Regions from separate parts of the Mus musculus genome. Here region 2 is linked to region 1. A link is a loop called in an ENCODE intact Hi-C map of the cell type or tissue named here. Cell type or tissue: heart. All regions are shown on one strand. Each heading gives the region's core, and the rest is flanking DNA. Links, peaks and the distances in the headings are about the cores only.

Region 1 (9,777 bases), core at 1,282-9,281:
GTAGGCTCTAGGCGTTGTGTCTCTGAATCTATCACCGGGGTTCTTTCTATTAGTCACCATGTTAGCTAACTGGTAGGCTTTATAGTTCTTGACCATCTCAGCTATCTTTGAGTTGGCATCTCTAATTCTTGATATTGGTATGTCATGTTTTCCAGATGCCCATGTTGGGAGAGCGGTGGATCTTCGGAAGTATGTGTAGTCTCATTTTCCTGCCACAATGAGTTATAATCTGTTGTTCTCCACCATCTGCATAACATTAGGACATAGGAGAATTCCTAGTCCAGATTATGTCCTCTTTTGTATGCTTAGGGTGGTCAGGGAGCATAGGATCCCCCAGATCCAGAGAAGTCAGGAGCAGGAGAGGTCTGATTTCTGGGCAGTGTGTCGGGCTGCTTTATCTGTTGTTATCCTCTGAAACTGGGTCCTTCCCTCTCTGGTATCCTGAGAAGTGAATGACGGCCAGCTTTTAGGACCCCAAAGAACCCTTAGTAGGGAGAGGATTTCCTTTTTATTTTTGATAGTCTTTCTTTCTGCTGTCAGAAGGCCTCTGTCTCTATAACTAGCCCCATGGACATGAGTCACACTGGCTCTCCACGTCTTTTGTCTTTTCTCAGTTCCAATGCTTTGGTTAGAGCTATCAGTTCAGCTTTCTGGGATGACCTTCTAGCTTCAAGTAAGTGGCTCTACCCATATGATCTCGGTGTTTGAGACCATTGCTGTCCCAGCATATCTCTGTCCGCCCAGAATGAAGCTGTTACCACTGGTGAACCATGTTACCTCTGCATCCATCAAGGGGCTATCCTGAAAATCTGGTTTGGCCCCATGGATGTGGGCCAAAATGTCTGAGTAGTCATGTAGGAGCCTGTCAAGGTCTGAGGCAGGGGACAGAGTAGCTAGGCTTATGGCAGCTGGGGCCTGAAAGGTTATCTTAGGGGGATTTAAGAGGAGAGACAGGTAATGAGTCATTCTGGCATTGGTGATGGTCAGGCTTTGGCCCAGTGACAGTTTGTCAGTATCCTTAACCAGGAGGACAATGAGTGTAATGATGTGCAAACAGGGGTGGGGTAGCATCTAGCAACGGGGTCTCAGATCTCTCATCCACAAAGAGATCGAAAGGTTTAGTCACTTCTGGCAATCCCAAAGCTGGTGTAGAAATTCCTCTCTGGGGCTGGTGAGATGGCTCAGTGGTTAAGATCGCCAACTGCTCTTCCAAAGGTCTCGAATTCAAATCCCAGCAACCACATGGTGGCTCACAACCATCTGTAACAAAATCTGATGCTCTCTTCTGGAGTGTCTGAAGACAGCTATAGTGTACTTACATATAATAAATAAATAGATAGATAGATAGATAGATAGATAGATAGATAGATAGATAGATAAATAAATAAATAAATAAAATATTAAAAAAAAAAGAAATTCCTCTCTGGCCTTGGAGAACCACCTCTGACTTTCTCTTAATATGTTTCTCCCAGGTTTAGGGAGGTTGCCTGTGGTTGGCAGAGGCTCCTGGCTCTCATCTAGGCATTTTTTTTTTTGGTTGGTTGGTTTCTGCTGTCACCAAGAGATGACTCATAAACTGTTGGACAGACTTTATCTTTAGGTTCTAGCAAGACAGAATATTTGGCTCTATGATCAACAAGGAAGCTGGTGGGTTTCCCCTCTATTTTTAGGGCTACCCTGGGCATCTTTTAAGGTGATGGTTTGAATAGGCTTTTTCTTCTTGGGGCATTATCTAGCCCAGTGACCCTCTTTCTTATAAAAAGCACATTGGTTCTTTCTCAAGTGGAGGCGTTTTATCTTTAGGGGCCCCCTTATCTCTTTTTCTGGAAGCCATCTGTTTCGGGCATCTCTTACAGACTTCTGATTCAGTCCAGCCGTGGCTGTCAACAGGATCTTTGTCAGGTCATAAGTCTGCTGCTTCCGCTCTTTAAACTGTCTTTTCTGTGTTTTTTCCCCCCCTAAGTAGGTTTGGCCTCTCATCTTGAGTTCAGATCCTCAGCACACACATAAAAATCTGGGTGTGGTGGTACCTAACTGGCCGCTGCAGATAGGCAGGTCCCTGGCACTCACCCGCCAGCGAAAGAGCTGGAATCAGTGAGAAAGGCTGCCTCAAAAAAACAAGGAGGAAGACACTCAGTGTTGATCTCTGGTCTCTACTTACGCAGGCTCGTGCACGCACACACTCAGACACACACACACACAGAGACATACAGAGACACACACAGACACATAGAGACACACAGACACATAGAGACACACACACACAGACACACATAGAGACACACAGACACAAACACACACACACACACACACACACACACACACACACACACACACACAAAATAAGCCCTGCTTTAATTTCCATCTGCTGCCCTGTGAGGTTCAGACTCATGACTACAGAATCCGCTCTCACCTGAATATCCAACCAGTTTGCTTGTCATCACTACAGATTTTGGACTTAGCTCCCAAAAGGTGTAAGACAGATCCTTAAAATAAATCTCTCTCATATATCTGTGTATTACATTTACATGTATACATACCTATAATGTACAGAGGATATAATTTATCCCGTTGGCTCTGCTTCTCTGGAGAATCCTAATAAGGATTTTATAAGGTTCTTTTTATGTTTTTATTAACACATTAATCATACATAATAATGGGCTTCATCATGACATTTTCATATGCATATATAATGAATTTTGATCACAGTTACCCCCATCTCTCTCTCTTCTGTTCCTATTCCTGCTGATATCTTCCAGTTTTGTAAGGGAAGAGGGACATTTTGGCCTACAAGGGTTTGTTGTTGTTGTTGTTTTATTTTTGAGATTATAATCACATGCATGTCTGTGCATGCACATATGCATGTGTGTGAATGCACATATTTGTGTGTGTGACCCAATGGGTTTCTTTGGGTTGCTTCCAGGAACATGAGTGCCTTACCGTTGAAGAAAACCTAAATACCTCTTCTTCTTCCAGCGACCATTAAGTATCTGATCCTGAGAAAGAGAGGGGGCCTTGCGAGTCCCTCGCCCATGACAGGATGTCCAAGGGCCTGATCCTGTTCAGGTCTTATATAGTTAGTTACAGCTATACATATACAAATGCATCCTGCTCTCTATAATGTTACTTGTCTGTATTTTCAGAGCTGACCACTTGGTATAGATAACCAACTGGTGTGCTCTTCCCTGGGGAAGACAGTCTGTCCCCTTCTCAGTCCTGCCCATCTCCTCAGTCTTCCCAGCAGCAGCCACAATCGTACCGTCTAGCTCTGCTGGGCAGCCAACAGCCCTGCCAATCGTCTTATTGTTTTGGGGGGCCTAGAAGGTAGCCTGCCCCTGACACTGTGGTTTTCATCTCAGAACCCGTAGCTTCTGGGGACAGCATTACCCGCCTATGCGTGGCATCTCCAATCTAGTTTCACGTCGGCGGATGGGATGTGTGTACATGTGGGTGGGTGCCTTCAGAGTCCAGAAGAGGGTGAGATCCCCAGGAGCTGGAGTTACAAGTTGCTGTGAGCTGCCTGACACTGGTGCTGGAAAGGGAATTCTTCAAGAGTGGCCAGTGTGCTTAACCCCTGAGCCATCTCTCTGCTACTAATTTTATCTTTTCATTAGCTTGCTAAGTGTCAGCTTTTCATGTACTCTTAGTTTGAGCCAAACGTATTATTGGGGTTCTGAAGAGAACAGAACTTATAAAATAAGTGTGTTTTTGTGTTTGTGTGTGTTTGTGTGTGTTTGTGTGTGTGTGTGTGTGTGTGTGTGTGTGTGTAGACATAGATGTATGATTTATTAGAGTGGCTTACAGACTGTGGTCCAACAAGAGCTGTCTACCAACGTAAGGTCCAAGAACTCAGTTCTTGGTGAATACGCAGGACTGAATGTCTCTGCTGGTTTGGGGCACACACTAGAATCTCAAAGACGTGGGCTCTGATGCCACTGAAGAAATGGGCTTGCCAGTGAGACTGAGGGCTAGCAGGCAAAGAGCAGAATCTTCCTTCTCCCACATCCTTTATGGCTGCCACTCGAAGGTGTGGCCCAGATTAAAGGTGGATTTCCCCAACTCAGAAGATCTAGATTAAAAGTGGGTCTTCACATTTCAAATGATTTTAGGGAAAAAAAAAAATCCCTCACTGGCGGCCCCAACCTCGGATTTTAGTTAACTCCAGATGTAGTCATTACCAGCAGGCCCAGCCATCACCCTGCAGCATCCCCATCCTTTCCTCCTCTGTCTGCCCCGCCCCCACCTAAACAATCCCATCCCCAGCATTCCACCTCCTTCTTTCATATCATACATCTTCGACTCCCTTCCTACTACCAGGAAACCCCTCCCCTCTCATGGACCCTGCTCTAGTTCCCTGGTCTATGTACACACTCGCTCCCACGTTAATGCACACACATAAAAACCCAAAGCCGGGATCTGCATATGCAAGACATGAACCATTAGCTTGCCATAGCTGGGTCACCTCACTTAACATAATGTTTTCCAATCCCATCTAATTTTCCCACAAAATTTGTACTTTATTTTTCATTACCACCAAGTAAATTCCATTGCGCATATGCACCTTGTTTTCTTTATCCGTTCAAAAGCTTTTCATTAAAAAGTGAAAAGGCAACTGAAAGGAACTTGGTATGGGGCATCAGTGGGGCAGACCCCTGCACAGGAGGAGGGCAGCTGGGGCCAGTGCTGTCCTACCAGGGTTGCCAACGATACTCACCAGAGCAGACATCTTGAGAAGACCTTCTTGTTCCCTTTGTTCTGTGTGTGTGTGTGTGTGTGTGTGTGTGTGTGTGTGTGTGTGTGTCTGTGTGTGTGCTGTGTCTGTGTGTGTCTGTGTGTGTGTGCTGTGTCTGTGTGTGTCTGTCTGTGTGTGTCTGTGTGTATGTGTCACTGTTTCTGTCTCTCTGCTTCTTTCTCTCTCCCTCTCTCCCCTTAACTTCCCTCCCTTTCTCCCTCCTTTCCACCTTTATTCGGTTACAGGAATATTCTCAACCAGCACACAGCAGACCAGAGCAGACAACCAACATTGGAAAGTAAATGTCCCTGAAGTAGCTTCATCATAATGGTTGAAGACTAGCGCATGAAGAGCCCAGTTTCATCACTTTCTCCCACAGTCCCCAGGTAACCAATGTAACCCCTCAGTTGCCCGCAGAGGTTAATTTCTCACCAACATGCACTGTGCTTTCTTTCTTCTTTCCTTCTGTTTCATTTCTTCCCTGCTCCAGGAATAGTTCTAGGAATCACATCACTGATAAAATACTTGTATTCAGATCTTTGTCTCAGGGATTGTTTCTGGGGTGGGGGTTAGGAGGGAACGACCAATCTAAAATAGGCCCAGGAATCTAACTATTTGTATTGTGGTTAAATAATGTGGTATTGTAAAGGCATCATCTAAAGCAATAAAAAAAATCGAGATGGAGTCCAGAAAGGGACCCACTGGCATATAAGCACTCGGATGTTCAGGGGAGGGGAAAGGACAACTATGCCATGAATTAAATCTGACTCCCATTTGTGGACTCAAAAACCAATTCCTGATCGTGAGCTGGTGAATAACAAAGCAGAACTCCCTGACGATGCACTAAGAAGATACCTGCATCACTTTTTAGGAAGTGGCAGGTCAGGCAGATTTCTTCTCCACACACAAAACAGCACGAAGCCAGCTCTCTGCCTCGCACGGTAGGGACTAATAAATTCCTGCCACAAAAGACATCCTGTCTATACAGCATGTGTGCATCTGTCCACTAGATGGCAGCAGAAGTCCTTGTTTATCGCCCATTATGACAAAAATGTGTCCAAGACAGCAACAAAAAAGGTCTGTAGTTGAAAGACCTAAAAGGGAAGGAGGAAAAACAAGATGTCCTATTAAATTTGAACTTTGGATAAAGAAGAAAAAGTACAAACATCCACACGTACACATGTAAACACACAGAAAAATAGTGAGGTATCTTTCACACTGGACTCCATGGCACAGACCTGTTATTCCAGTTTCTCAGGAGGCTGTGGCAGAAGGGATCAACCCTTGGTTCCCTGAGCAACCAAGAAAGCTCTCACCTCAAAATGATAGAAAAGTCTATGGGGCCATCAAGGTGGTTCTGTGAATAAAGCGCCTGAGCTAGGTCTGACAGCCTGAGTTCAATCCCTGGGACCCACAGAGTGGAAGGAGATGGCTCACCCTACAAGCTGGCCTTCGACCTCCTCACATACACAAACACATTCATGCGCACACTGTGCGAGCATAAGTGCATTCACACTAAATAAACAAAACGTAATCAAAGTTGTAAGTTTACACAAGAAGACTGGGGCTGGGGATACGGCTGAGGCACATGGCCCTACGTTTAATCAGAAAGGTGTTGTTGTTGTTGTTGTTGTTGTTGTTGTTGTTTACTGTTTACCTAGTATCCATATTTACTTGAGTATCCTCTATTTTATATGATTTTCTACTGAAGGGTACAAAAAAGTCACTCCATAATTGAGAGTTATTGTCTTGAAATAAAAGTTATTTGATGAATTGGACTATAAGAAAGATTTCTAGTCATCAAAAGGTGCCATCAAGTGGCAAGGGAAAGGCACAGAGTGGGCGCACTGTCTAAACCATGTGTGGAGGCAAGAGCTTTCTTTAACCCCAGCACTCAGGAGACAGAGGCAAGGGAAGCTCAGGCCAGCCAGGGCTACGTAGTGAGGGGGGGTGTATCACATGTATGTAGACACAGACCACAGCTGTCACCCGAAGACTTTATTCTGAGCCAAATATGAGTGGCCATAGCCGAGGAACCCAGAATTCAGATTGCCCTGAATAAACTATTCCACCATGGAAAATGCTTGCATGTTTCTATAGTCATAGAACAAGAGATAGTCGTGACTCAAGGTATTTACCAACACACTGGTGTAGACAGCAGATGGACAGGTTACAGCAAAGTGCAGAAAAATTTGCCATGGCATTCGGATGCTTTCTGATGCCATCCCGAGCACATGGCTGGTGTAAAGCTGTGGTCTACTACAAATCCACCCCCAGAGGTTTTGTCTGATAGTCAGAGGATGTCAGGTCAGATGCAGATGATGGGCAATGAGTGAGATGGAGATAACCCAGAATAATCTGCTCTGAATCTGCACTATTCCAACTCTTTTCTAAAGCTCTAATCAGCCTTTGTGGAATCTTAACACAGGTGTGGCTTTTTCCTTGGAACTTAGTCTACAAATAGGAACAAAGAACTCTCACATACACAACTTGTAAAGTATGCATTTCAATGATAAGCAAAGGTCAGATGGACAGGTGTGGACAGGCATGGCAGCACACACCTTTAATCCCAGCACTCAGGAAGCTGAAGAAGGGAGATCTCTGTAAATCCAGATAAAATTAGACAACTCTGGCTGGAGAGATGGCTCAGTGGTTAAGAGCACCGACTGCTCTTCCAGAGGTCCTGAGTTCAATTCCCAGAAACCACATGGTGGCTCACAACCATCTGCAATGGAGTCTGATGCCCTCTTCTGGTGTGTGTCTGAAGAGAGCAATGGTGTACTCATATAAAATAAATAAATAAATCTTTAAAAAAAATAAAATAAATAGTTGACAACTCAATAAAAGCAAAATCAAAAGACTTGAACAAAGAAATTAACAAAATAATACATGTTTAAGCTACTGTTAGTAATTAAATTACTAATAAACGTGCCGACCTTTGAACTGCATTAGTTACCAGGAGAACACAAAATAGGCCCCAAAGCAATAGCGTAATACACTCACAAGAATGGTTACAATTGAAAAGATGATAATTCCAGGGGGAGAAACAAGAACTCTTATCCACTGTTATAATAATTTACAACTTCAATATGCCCATATAAAAACATAGTCTAGTTATTATAATTATAAGCTATGTGCCTAGGTTGGGCAAATCTGGTGCTATATACTGACTTATTCCCCAGCTATGAGATCCTTTTTGACTTGTGGTTTCTCTTGGTCACTTGGTGCTGCTCTATCATGGCTTCCTCCTCCTCCTCCTCCTCTTCCTCCTCTTCCTCCTCCTTCCTCCTCCTCCTTCTCCTTCTCCTCTTCTTCTTCCTCTTCCTCCTCCTCTTCTGTCCTCTCTCTCTTCTCTTCTTGTCCTCTCCCTCACTCCCCCAAATCTCTCATCCCACCTTCCCCCTCCACTGCCCAAGCACAGGCTCTAGCCTTTATTGACCAGTTAGGATGGGGAGAAAGTTCACATGAGATCACCTGACTATGGGATTGACGGCTGATCCATTGTGGGCAATCCCTTTCGTGGAAACAGAATTAACATCAGAATACAAACAGCACCAGGGCAACCCACAACATTTCCCCCTTTTGCCCAATTAAAAAGGCTCTTTCTCTCAATATAAATTAGGCACAACTATAACAATTATGTAAATTATAAAGTATGAAATACATTTAACATGTAGTCCATCATATTTGTCAATTTAGATAAAGCATTCTACCATCTCTCCTAACTTAAAGAGTTTACAGTTCCGTGCCTGAATTATGCTGAGTTTAACTTGCATTGCCATCTGAAATCCATCCTTTCACATCTGGAACTTCTTCTTTAATGCTGAACAGTTTAGGTTCAATTATGAGACTATAACTAGTCTTCAACCCCGTCAGAGATCTGAGAAGAAATTAAATTAAATATTACCTGAATATGTAGGAAGCACAAAGACCAAACATATACAATTTGTAGAGACAGCTGGCTGCCTGCACAGTGCCTTAATTCCTTATGAAGGTGTGCAATGCTCGTATGTGTGGAATGCTCAGTTCCACACCTGAGAACACACCCAGATATCTGCACTGGGTGATGATAAACCATGAATAAGAGCAACACCAAGTTCTGCAGAACAACTCAAGGTCCATCAACAACACAATGAATAATTAAAACTGTGACAAGGACAAACAACAGGGACCAGCAACAAGCAGTAACCAGTCACAAAACAGGTGAATTTCTCAATCAAAATGTCAAGTATAACAAAGGATAGATTTTTGTTTATTTGTCTGTTTGTTTATTGTTTTGTTTGTTTCGTTTGGTTGGTTGGTTTGAGGCGTTTCTCTGTGTAGCTCTGGCTGTCCTGGGACTTGCTTTGTGGACTAGGCTGACCTCAAACTCAGAGATTCACCTGTCTCTGCCTCCTGAATGAGGTATTACAGGCATGTGCCACCACACCCAGCTTGCAGATTTTTTTTTAATTTATTCTTTTCTCATACAATACATCCCAACCACAGCCCCCTCCCTCCACTTCTCTTAGTTCCATTCACACCTCCTCTCAACCAAAGACAGCATAATACAACACAATAAGACTAGGCACATACCTCATACTAAAGCTGGACAAGGTAATCCAGTTGGAGGAAAAAAGGGTCCCAGGAGCAGGCAAAAGAGTCAGAGGTACCCCTTCTTCCACTGTTAGGAGTCCCACAGACACCCCAGCTAAACAACCATACAATGTAAGCAGAGGACCTAGCACAGACCCTGGGCAAGCTCTGTGATCTGTGCTTCAGTCTCTGATCCCTGCTCAGTTGATTCTGCAGGCCATGTTCTGGTGTCCTCTACCCCTCTGGCTCCTACAATCCTTCCACAGGGTTTCCCAAGCTCCCCCTAATACTTGTCTGTGGGTCTCTGCATCTATTTTCATCAGCTTCTGGAAGTAGCCTGTCTGTCTTGTGACAGTTAAATAGGCAGCCATCTATTAGTATAGCAGAATATCATTAGGAATCACTTTTTTTTGCTTTTTGTTTTGTTTTTTTGTTTTGGTGGTGGTGGTGGTAGTGGTTTGGTTTGGTTT
Region 2 (9,777 bases), core at 576-8,575, 140 kb after region 1:
CAGAAGCAGCGGCAGAAACTTGTCTGCCAGAGAGCCAAGCCAAAGAGGCACAGAAATGGATTGCCCGAGGGAAACCATGGTTTCTAAAATGCTGGACCGCCTGCATTTGGAGGAACCCTCCGGACCAGTTCCTGGAAAATGTCCTGAGAGGCAAGCACAGGACACATCAGTTGGGCCTGCCACACCAGCAAGGACATCTTCTGACCCCGTGGCTGGCACTCCTCAGATTCCACATACTTTACCCTTCAGAGGCACAACACCTGGGCCAGTCTTTACTGAGACTCCCGGTCCTCACCCCCAAAGGAATCAGGTGAGACACTGGCAAGACTAGAGCACACCCTCTTACCCAGGAGAACTGCACGGTGATGAGATTAGGCTCTTGAATAGAAAGCCTGAGAGCTCTGTGTTGTTTGCAGGGAGATGGAAGACACGGCACTCCTTGGTATCCCTGGACCCCACCGAATCCAATGACAGGTACCCATTCTTCATTCTCTCTTGCTCTCCCCGCTCAGCTCTCCCATCACCTTCCTCCTCAGCACTTATCTATAGACATGAGTTACTCTGGAGGTGGGAAGGAATGACTAGAGATCATCTAACCCGATCTGCCTCGTTTAAGACGAGGAACATGACATCCACTAGGAGAGGATCCCACTGAGGTCACACAACGAAAGAAAGTCGGGATTGGCTGACTTTTCCCAGCACAGAGTCTGTGAGCCCCCACAGTTCCTTTATTGATAAGCAAGTCCAGAAGGTCTCCCATCAAAGACACCCAAACAGCAGGCACTACTCTTTGAGCTTCTACAAGACTAATTCTGAAGAGGCACAGCTCATACTGGGACGCAGTAGCTAGCAGGTGAAGACCCTGCATTTGCATTCCCCAGGGAGATCACAAGGTGTCGCTGCCCCTTTCCCCAAAGTGCTTGTCAACTTCATCTTTCTAACCTCTGAACCCTCTCACCATCACCTCCTCCTTTCCTCTTAAAGGGCCACCGGCTCTCGTCTTCAACAACTGTTCTGAAGTGCAGATTGGGAACTACAACTCCTTGGTAGCACCACCAAGAACTACTGCCTCAAGTTCGGCCAAGTATGACCAAGCACAGTTCGGCAGGGGTAGGGGCTGGCAGCCCTTCCACAAGTAGACTTCAGAGAATCACTGCAAGAGCCTGAAGTGTGCCATTCAGCGTGGCAATAAAAAGCACGTTTTAAGCAACCTGGACTGGCTAAGACAGTCCTTGCCACTTCCTGAAGCTCACAACATTCTGTGAGGACAGTTGGACCTACACCCAAACTGACTCTTGACCCATCTCCTTAAAGTCAATAAACATAGCATGTTAACTGTGAGAGAGTCTGAGGTGTCAATCCAGGGCATCAGGGATGGACAGCCAGGAGCTGGCTACCCTGGAGGGGGGGGGTGAGGTGTGTGTGGGGGGAGTTGGTGCTACAGGAAAAGGGGACCTGGGGACCAGATATTGAGATATAGGCCACCTCCTGGCTCATAAGGTCAGGGTCCAGCTGGTGGCAGGAAGGAATCAGGGGCTCTGCTCTCTAATGCTCCAGTCTCAGGGTAGGGTACTTCCTCCAGAGCTCAGGGCTGATACCACCCTAAGCCTAGGCTGACAGGAGAAAAGTTCTCCCTTTTCTCCTTGATTTTGAGCACTGGGTTTTGGGGCCCTGGTGAAGGAAGGTGTCTCAGGAAATTCGAAGGCACCCCAGGCTTTCTAGACCACCACACACCTGCTGCACAGACCTCCTGCACCTTGCTTTCCTAGGCATGGCAGCAGGGTTTTTTGTTTGTTTATTTGTTGTTTTGATTCTCTGTATCCAAGAATTGATAACTATATCCAACAAAAAGGAACACCAACTCAAGGAGCTGAAAATGGCCAGACAGTTCACACTTGGCCACATCAGAGGGACCAAGAGTGAACGGGAAATGTCACTCCTGACCTCGCCCACACCCCGGCCCCAGCTGGTACCAGGACACCCCCCCACCTCCCCGCTTTCTCCCAGGCTTTCCTTGGCCTCCCCACTTCCAAATGTTGTATCCTTATCTTGTCACATCCCTTTGTCGTCCCCTTACCCCGTTACCTCGTGTTTCTCCCACGGCCCACCTGCTCATCGACATCGTCGTCGTCGTTAAAGAAAGAGAGAAGGTGATGATTAGAGAATGCAATCTGAGCATGGGAAGCAGCCAGGGGAGTCAGGCTCCAGAACGGGAAGGGGCTGGGCTGTATCGCGGGGAAGTGGGAGGGGGCCTTGGCGCCAAGAGGGAAGTGCCAGTCGCCCGGCAGGCCCTGAGCCACTAGCAAAGCAGCGAAGGTGAGTAGTAGCCATCCCACCCAGGTTCCCTCCTGGAGCCTAGCTTTGCTGAGAGAACTTCTGGAGCTTGACCCAAAGCGGTGAGTCTGCGGCACCTTCTTCTCAGCTCCAGCCAGGACACTAGCACGGTATGGTTTGTGGGAAGGATAAAGAAGTCCTGTCACAGCTGGGAGCCCTGTGAGAGAGCACTTAGCAGGGAACCCTATTGCTGCTGAAAGCTTAGTGGCTTGCCCGAGAGTGGCTTCGGGAGAGATGGGAAAGCGCGGTGGTCCGGGCCAGGTTATTGACTCAGCGCCCTGTGATCCCTAGGGCAGGGGCTCCGGGCTGGGGCGGGGAAGACCATGGCCCGCCTCTTCAGTCCCCGGCCTCCTCCCAGCGAAGATCTCTTCTACGAAACTTACTACAGCCTGAGCCAACAGTACCCACTGCTGATACTGCTTTTGGTCATTGTGCTCTGCGCGCTGGTGGCACTGCCCGCCGTCGCCTGGGCCAGCGGCAGGGTAAGATGGGCTAGATGTGGGAGCTCTAGGCAGGGGCTGCCTCGGGCTGGGGACATTTGAAGATCTGAGATTTGCGAGGTCTTTTAGTTAATAATGTCTTTGCTGGGAACCAAAAACGAAGCGTTGAACCTCGTCATGAATTGTGACTCTGGTTACATGTGACAGAGCTCTCCACCCTCTAAGCTTAGTCTCTGGGTCTATACTAGGACGTAAGTGAGTCCCGAATGCTTCTCGCTGTGTTCTATTGGTTCTCGAGTAAATCCAACACCGGATTTTCCATTTTTCCAGAGAGGAAACTCTACTCATGTCCCTGGGGAGAGTCATTTCCTGACTTTTTCTCTATCCAGATTTGGGAATGTGGGGCTGCTAGCTGTGCCCACAGACTTCCAAAAGATAGTTTTTGCCTTCCTCCATCTTTTTTTGTTTTTGTTTTTGTTTTTTCGTTTTTATTCTGGGCAAGAAAGGGGAACTATTCCACTCTGGGTTTCCCTTTCACTCCTGGGAGGAAAGGTGGGGCAAATGACTGGGAACTAACCCTTGTCTACCCCAAGTCCTGAAAGAGGAGGGACGAGAGGTAGGGTAGTACTGGGGCTTATAGGTTAGAGGAAAGGCAGCCACTCAGAACTCAGTGCTGGGGGGGGCGAGGGGTTGCAGAAACTTGGGCTGCCCTGGTAGACATTTGTCAAGTTTAGTGGTTTGGCTTCAGGAGAAAGGAATTCTTTCTCCCAAGCAAATTAGCCATTTGGATGACATTCACTCCGAAAGCCAAGCGATGCCACCGTTCTCCTTTACCTGTGGGGATAGCCGGGCAAGTCTAGAGTCCCTTGGCTTGAGAGATAGGGACAGGAGGACCAGGAGCTCAAAGTTCTCAGCTGCAGTGAGTTGGAGGCCAGCCCAAGCTACATGAGCCCCTGCCTCCAAACTAAATAAGCAAACAACAAACAAACAAACTCTAACACACCTGCAATGTAGAAGAGCACAGGCTTGCAAATAGCCAAGAGTAGCCCGGCCTCCTGGGTAGCTCTCCCTCGTCCCATGCAAATGTCTGAGATATATTAGGTGGAGCCAGGTGACACTGCTGACCTCTGTGGATAAAACAGTAGGGTTTTAGAAATTTCTCTTGGCTTGATCTAATGTGAAAAACACGTGTCAGTGGCCCCTGTTTCCTTGTGTATGGTTTTTTATATTATTATTCATTTATCTGTGTGTGTGTGTGTGTGTGTGTGTGTGTGTATGTAGGTCAAAAGACAACTCAAAGGTATGAGTTCTCATCTTTTACTACGTGGATTCTGCAAACTAAGCCAGAACATTTGGTGGCCCCCACCATTCCCCACTGTAGCATCTCACCAGCCCTATATCCTTTGTGCGCATGCTTTTCAGATACTTTGCTGAGCTGGTTTGAAGGACACCTAACTTGCTCTTTCTCACCTTGAGAGAACTTCAAAGTATCTCCTCCCAGCCTGGCTTCAGATATCTTTTCTCCGCAGGAGCTGACCTCAGACCCAAGCTTCCTGACAACTGTGCTGTGTGCTTTGGGTGGCTTCTCTCTGCTATTGGGGCTTGCTTCCCGGGAGCAGCAACTGCAGCGATGGACACGACCTCTTTCTGGTCTCATATGGGTTGCATTACTGGCTCTGGGCTATGGATTTCTGTTCACTGGGGGTGTGGTGAGCGCCTGGGACCAGGTGAGGAAAATCAAGGCTTGGGGGAAGGTGAACCTCAAATTTAGACCCTGGGCGCAACATCACGGGCATTCAGCTTCCCACACCCTTCTCCAGGTGTCTTTTTTCCTCTTCATCATCTTCACCGTGTACGCCATGCTGCCCTTGGGCATGCGGGATGCTGCTGCTGCGGGAGTCATCTCATCCCTCTCGCACCTGCTGGTCCTTGGACTGTATCTTGGGTGGCAGCCTGAGTCACAGAGAGCTCTGCTACCACAGGTAAAAATGCAAGTGGTGCCGATAGTGTGCCCAGAGCTGGCTCAGCTGTTTAGTAATGCTGTGAGCATTATCCAAGACATGGCTCGGCCCTCGCAGGAGCCAAGCATTGATAACACCCCTATAGCGACCTCTAGTGTCGCTGCTACATCAGTGCACCATGCCTACCTTTGTCAGAAGAGGGCACTATAGCCATTGGGAAATCAGTCAAGATTCTCTCGCGGGTACAGAAGTAAACCGAGGAGCATTCGTGGAAAACGTGAATCAGAACTGGAGTAGTTTCTTGCAGCTGGAATGGGCTCAGGAGATGAATATGGAAGAATAGCACTCTAGACAGAGGAAATATACATGCAAGATAGCTAGGCCTAAGCGGTCAGGTTGGTTCCACAGCCAAGAAAGAGTCTATAGCAGAGAGCAGAGAAGGAAAGCAACCAACTCTTCCGGATGGATGTCACAAAGTGGCTCCTATTGTTCTGAGATACCTAGGTCCTTAACCATAGAGCCAGCTCTCCTCGACCTGTGTTTGGAACCAACTCCAGCTACACAGATAGACTCCCCCACAGACTAGAGATAGGGGAGTGGTACACTTTCTAAGTCTGGCCTTTGCCCACAGTTGGCAGCAAACGCGGTATTGTTCCTGTGTGGGAACGTGGTGGGAGCGTACCACAAGGCCCTGATGGAGCGAGCATTGCGGGCCACGTTCCGGGAGGCTCTTAGCTCTCTGCACTCACGCCGGAGGCTGGACACTGAGAAAAAGCACCAGGTCAGTAGGACCTAAGAGGCAGAAAGGGACAGCAGCTCAGAAAGAGCAGCTTCTTAGCACCTTCTTTCTAAGTGGCTCTGGGTAATTCATTTGCCTTCCTCAAGTATTTTCTTCCTTTATACAACTGTGACTGTTGCCTGCCCATGGGAGATTGTTGCTAGGCACCAGTTGAAACCCAGTGGGATAGCTGGGGGTGAGACCCTTGCTGCACAAACCTGAGGAGGTGAGTTCAGATCCTAGAACCTAAGCAAAGGTGGACGGAGACAAGGAACTCGGCAAAGCTGACCTCTGACCTCCACCCATACACTGTGGCACATGCGCCCACAAATACATACACCATTCAACAATGATAAATTAAATCTTGGTCGGGTGTAGTGGTGTGCTGTGTCTTTAATATCAGCTCTTGGAAGGCAAAGGCAGACAGACATACCTCTGTGAGTTTGAGACCACCCTGGTTTAGATAGTGAATTCCAGGCCATCCAGAGAAATACATAGTAAGATACTGTCTCAAAATGATGATGATGATGGTGGTGGTGGTGGTGGTGAAAGTTATTATATTAAAGGAAGATTTCAAATTTAGGTGTTGACTTTAGTCCCTAAAAGTGACCAGGACAGATTGGAGTGCTGGAGTCCTGCTGGGTGGACTGGAAGAGTCGGGGAGCTACTAGTAGATAGCATGTAATATGTGGGAGCCTGAATAATTTGAAGGGCCAGGGTTCTTGGTTATAGGGCACAGCAGGGTAGGAGGGGTATCACTCATGGGGCCTTCTCCAGGAGCACCTCCTCTTGTCTATCCTTCCTGCCTACCTGGCCCGAGAGATGAAAGCAGAGATCATGGCCCGGCTGCAGGCTGGACAGCGCTCACGGCCAGAGAACACAAACAACTTTCACAGCCTGTATGTCAAGAGGCACCAAGGAGTGAGGTATGAGGCAAGCCAGCCGGAGGGGAGGTCCCCTGGGCTGCCGCCCTGGCCCTGTTACCATGGCTCACCCCGTTATGTACAGTGTGCTGTATGCTGACATCGTGGGCTTCACGCGGCTGGCCAGCGAGTGTTCCCCGAAGGAGCTGGTGCTCATGCTGAATGAGCTCTTTGGCAAGTTCGACCAAATTGCCAAGGTCAGAGGGGTTTCCCTCTCCACCCCGGGGGGCGGGGGGCGCTAGGGAACCTCTTGCAAGGAAAGCACACATCTTCTAAGAAGTCTTATACTGTAGCCAGGCCAAGCTCCCAAATAATGCGGTAGAACTAAGAACCGCTCACAAACACTCCCACTCGGGAAACTGTCACCATCCCCGAGAGACCTCCCCACATCTGATCTCCTAAGCATGATACCTCCACATCTGTGCAGAGATCTCCAGACATGCTTTCCTTGGGAGGCCTCTCCAGGAGGAATTTCTGTTCCCTATAGCACAGCTTAGCACCTAATCAGGCATGGTGGATGGTGGACGGCTACATTCTAAAGAGGCGTTTGCCTCTTTGCTTCTCATCCTGATATCATGAGCTGATAGAAATGCACTGTACATCTACCCAAACTGAGGAGAACCACAGACACTCCAGTCTTTGATTATTCCTTCTGATGAAGACATTGCCCGAGAGACCTCAGTCCCATATCAAGGGACGCCATAGATCTGACCTAGACATTCCAAACCTCAGAAGTTCTCCAGGAATGCCACAGTTGCTCCCCAACTTCCCCCAACTCCCTCCTACCCCTCTGGCCTCTAACCAGGTTCCTCTACACACCCACACACATACTCCCAGGAGCACGAATGCATGCGGATCAAGATCCTGGGAGACTGTTACTACTGTGTCTCCGGGCTGCCCCTCTCGCTGCCTGACCACGCTATCAATTGTGTGCGCATGGGGCTGGACATGTGCCGGGCCATCAGGTCAGCTCTCGTGTGTGAGCAGGAGAAACTGAGAGCACCAGGTGTTGGGGAGGGGGTGCGGGAGGCAGGGTGGCAGTCCTCCTGGAGAAGAGGAGAATCATGGCAGCACTAAGCTTGTCCCACACTCTGCTCAGGAAACTTCGGGTAGCCACCGGTGTGGATATCAACATGCGTGTGGGCGTGCACTCGGGCAGCGTTCTCTGTGGAGTCATTGGGCTACAGAAGTGGCAGTATGATGTCTGGTCCCATGATGTCACATTGGCCAACCATATGGAAGCAGGCGGTGTACCAGGGTAAGTCCTGGAGCCTGAAACAGCTACTCAAATGGCCGGTTGAGTCTCTCACAGGCTGCTATCCTGTTCACAGTCCCTTCAGACAAGTGCAGGGAAATTCTGAGATGCTGGGCAGCCCTCCCTACAACATGGGTCCTTTCTTGAGGACACAGCTCTGGGAATAGTTTTTGAAAGAAACTAAAGGTTTCGAGGCTTTTCCTCCTGACTCTCACTGTTCCTTACTTCCAGACGAGTGCACATCACAGGGGCCACGCTGGCCCTGCTAGCAGGAGCTTATGCTGTGGAGAGGGCAGACACGGAACACCGAGACCCATACCTTCGGGAGCTAGGAGAACCTACATACCTGGTCATTGATCCTCGGGTAAAAGCTCAGCTCGGACCTCACAGATTAGACCAAGCAGACCACCTAGTCAACAAAGCCAGCCTTTTCTTTTATGCCACAAACTGAGCTGCTGTGTTGTGATGTGGGTGGAGCAGGCCTATAAGGATGTGGGAGAATGGGGAAATATCTCCTTTTGACTCAGACTTCTCATGTCCCAGGCTGAGGAGGAAGACGAGAAGGGCACCGCAAAAGGATTGCTGTCTTCTCTGGAGGGGCACACGATGCGTCCGTCACTACTGATGACTCGCTATCTGGAGTCTTGGGGTGCAGCCAAGCCTTTCGCCCACCTAAGCCACCTTGACAGTCCCGTGTCCACCTCCACTCCACTCCCGGTGTGTACACCTCCATTATATGCCCCCACGCTCCACTCCCCTCACCCACAGTGAATCACCTGGTAATGTGTAGCATTCCTGAACTGCCTGGTTACCCGAGTCAGTGGTTCAGGCTTTCCCTTGCCTTCCCTTTTAGTTCACCTCAGAGAAATGGAAGCTCCCATAGACACCATGGCCACTGAACCTCCACCTCCCCTTCCCCTGTCACCCAAAGGAAATAGCTACCTATGCCCCACTTCCTTCTGATTCAGTGTACCCATCCCACCAGCAAATGCCTCTGTCAGGGTCCACTGCTACGCTTTCCTGTTCTCTTTAATCCTTCCCAACGTTAAGTTTGTGGGCCACCTGGGTTGTGCCTCTACTCCTTATGACTTACATACGAGGCAGATGAGGTGACAGAAAAGAATTGCTCCTGGCCTTGAAGAAGAAAGGCTCTGTGAGCACACGAGGCAGTGGCAGAGGAAAAAGAATTGACTTGCATCTTATCTGGATGAAGCTGGGGCAGGGCCTCTTACTGCTGAGCCTATTTATAAAACTTGGAGGTGACCTGTGACCCACCCATAATGAAAGCTGTTGAATCACTCCCACCCACAGCTTCTCAGGGTCGGTGCTCAATACAAGGCCAGCTCATGGTCCTAAAAGCATGTACCTTAGAATACTCTCCCCTGTTCTTTCTCCTCCCAAACCTGCTCCATACTCCAACCCCCTTTCTGAAGCTCTTCCAGAACATTCTCTCCCAGAACAGCCTGGTTGGGTTTTTTGAGGCATCTTCAGAGAAGAGACTTCTACATTACACCCCTCTCTTTCCTTTCCCACCCAGTAGAAGCAACTCTCGACATCAGTAAACAGCAGATTCTTGTGGGGGGGGGGGGCGCGCACTGGCAGCCGTAGCTCTAGGAAGGACTTTTTCTAAACACCAGCCTAGTGAAAGAAGAGGTCATAGGGGTTAAACAAGCAGGAGGAAGAGGAAGGAAGACTCCAGGAGCCCACACCCTGTTGTAGAGTGAGGCCTCCAAGGTGCAGAGGGAGTAGTGTGTGAAGCTGGTCACAAGCCCAAGGCCCACGAGACAACCTTGCGTGCAATTCCAGTGATAAAAAGGCCCACCAGAGTGTTGTTGTGGGGGCTAAGAAGTATCAGAGTTGTGAGACAAGCACAGTTTGTCTGAGCGTGTCTCAAAATTGAAGCAGAGCCTCATCAACCCAGAAGTTGGCCTCTGAAGAGTCAGGAAGTCAGTCAAATACTAGCAATTCCAACAACAGCCATTCTGTCTCTTTCCCTCCTAAGAGGGCTTTGAACTCACTATGTAGCCAAGGGTATCCTTGGAGTTTCTGATCTTCCCACCTCCGCCTCTCAAGTGCAGAGATTACA

What was found. Hi-C counts contacts between places; a loop is a spot of excess contacts. Peaks named below come from ENCODE experiments on the same cell type or tissue, not always from the same donor. Only the 100,000 strongest peaks of a DNase experiment are listed, where the experiment ranks them.
Region 2: a loop joins it to region 1, with 4 times the contacts of the local background. A loop is called at or near these places in 11 of 42 quality-filtered maps.

What each region holds. Positions count from the first base shown.
Region 1 is chr14:55,914,830-55,924,606 of GRCm38, reverse strand. No RefSeq gene overlaps it. Among named protein-coding and RNA genes, the nearest start is that of Sdr39u1, 19 kb to the right of the region's middle. In heart, for the core only: a CTCF peak has its summit at 5,727 (motif pointing right); a DNase peak (open chromatin) is centred at 5,706.
Region 2 is chr14:55,776,559-55,786,335 of GRCm38, reverse strand. Adcy4 (adenylate cyclase 4) reads left to right here and starts at 2,264. Exons shown (of 26, transcript NM_001361604.1): 1 at 2,264-2,444; 2 at 2,626-2,816; 3 at 4,304-4,501; 4 at 4,595-4,756; 5 at 5,367-5,516; 6 at 6,291-6,439; 7 at 6,522-6,633; 8 at 7,274-7,401; 9 at 7,536-7,694; 10 at 7,923-8,055; 11 at 8,235-8,408. The coding sequence starts at 2,658. It overlaps Ripk3 (receptor-interacting serine-threonine kinase 3), which reads left to right. Exons shown (of 10, transcript NM_019955.2): 8 at 1-310; 9 at 417-474; 10 at 985-1,341. The coding sequence ends at 1,139. It overlaps Gm32092 (a long non-coding RNA gene), which reads right to left and starts at 2,257. Exons shown (of 5, transcript XR_874644.2): 1 at 2,086-2,257. In heart, for the core only: a CTCF peak has its summit at 881 (motif pointing right); DNase peaks (open chromatin) are centred at 2,245, 3,055, 3,575, 4,745 and 1 weaker place; H3K4me3 peaks cover 3,061 bases; H3K27ac peaks cover 2,439 bases; H3K27me3 peaks cover 3,966 bases.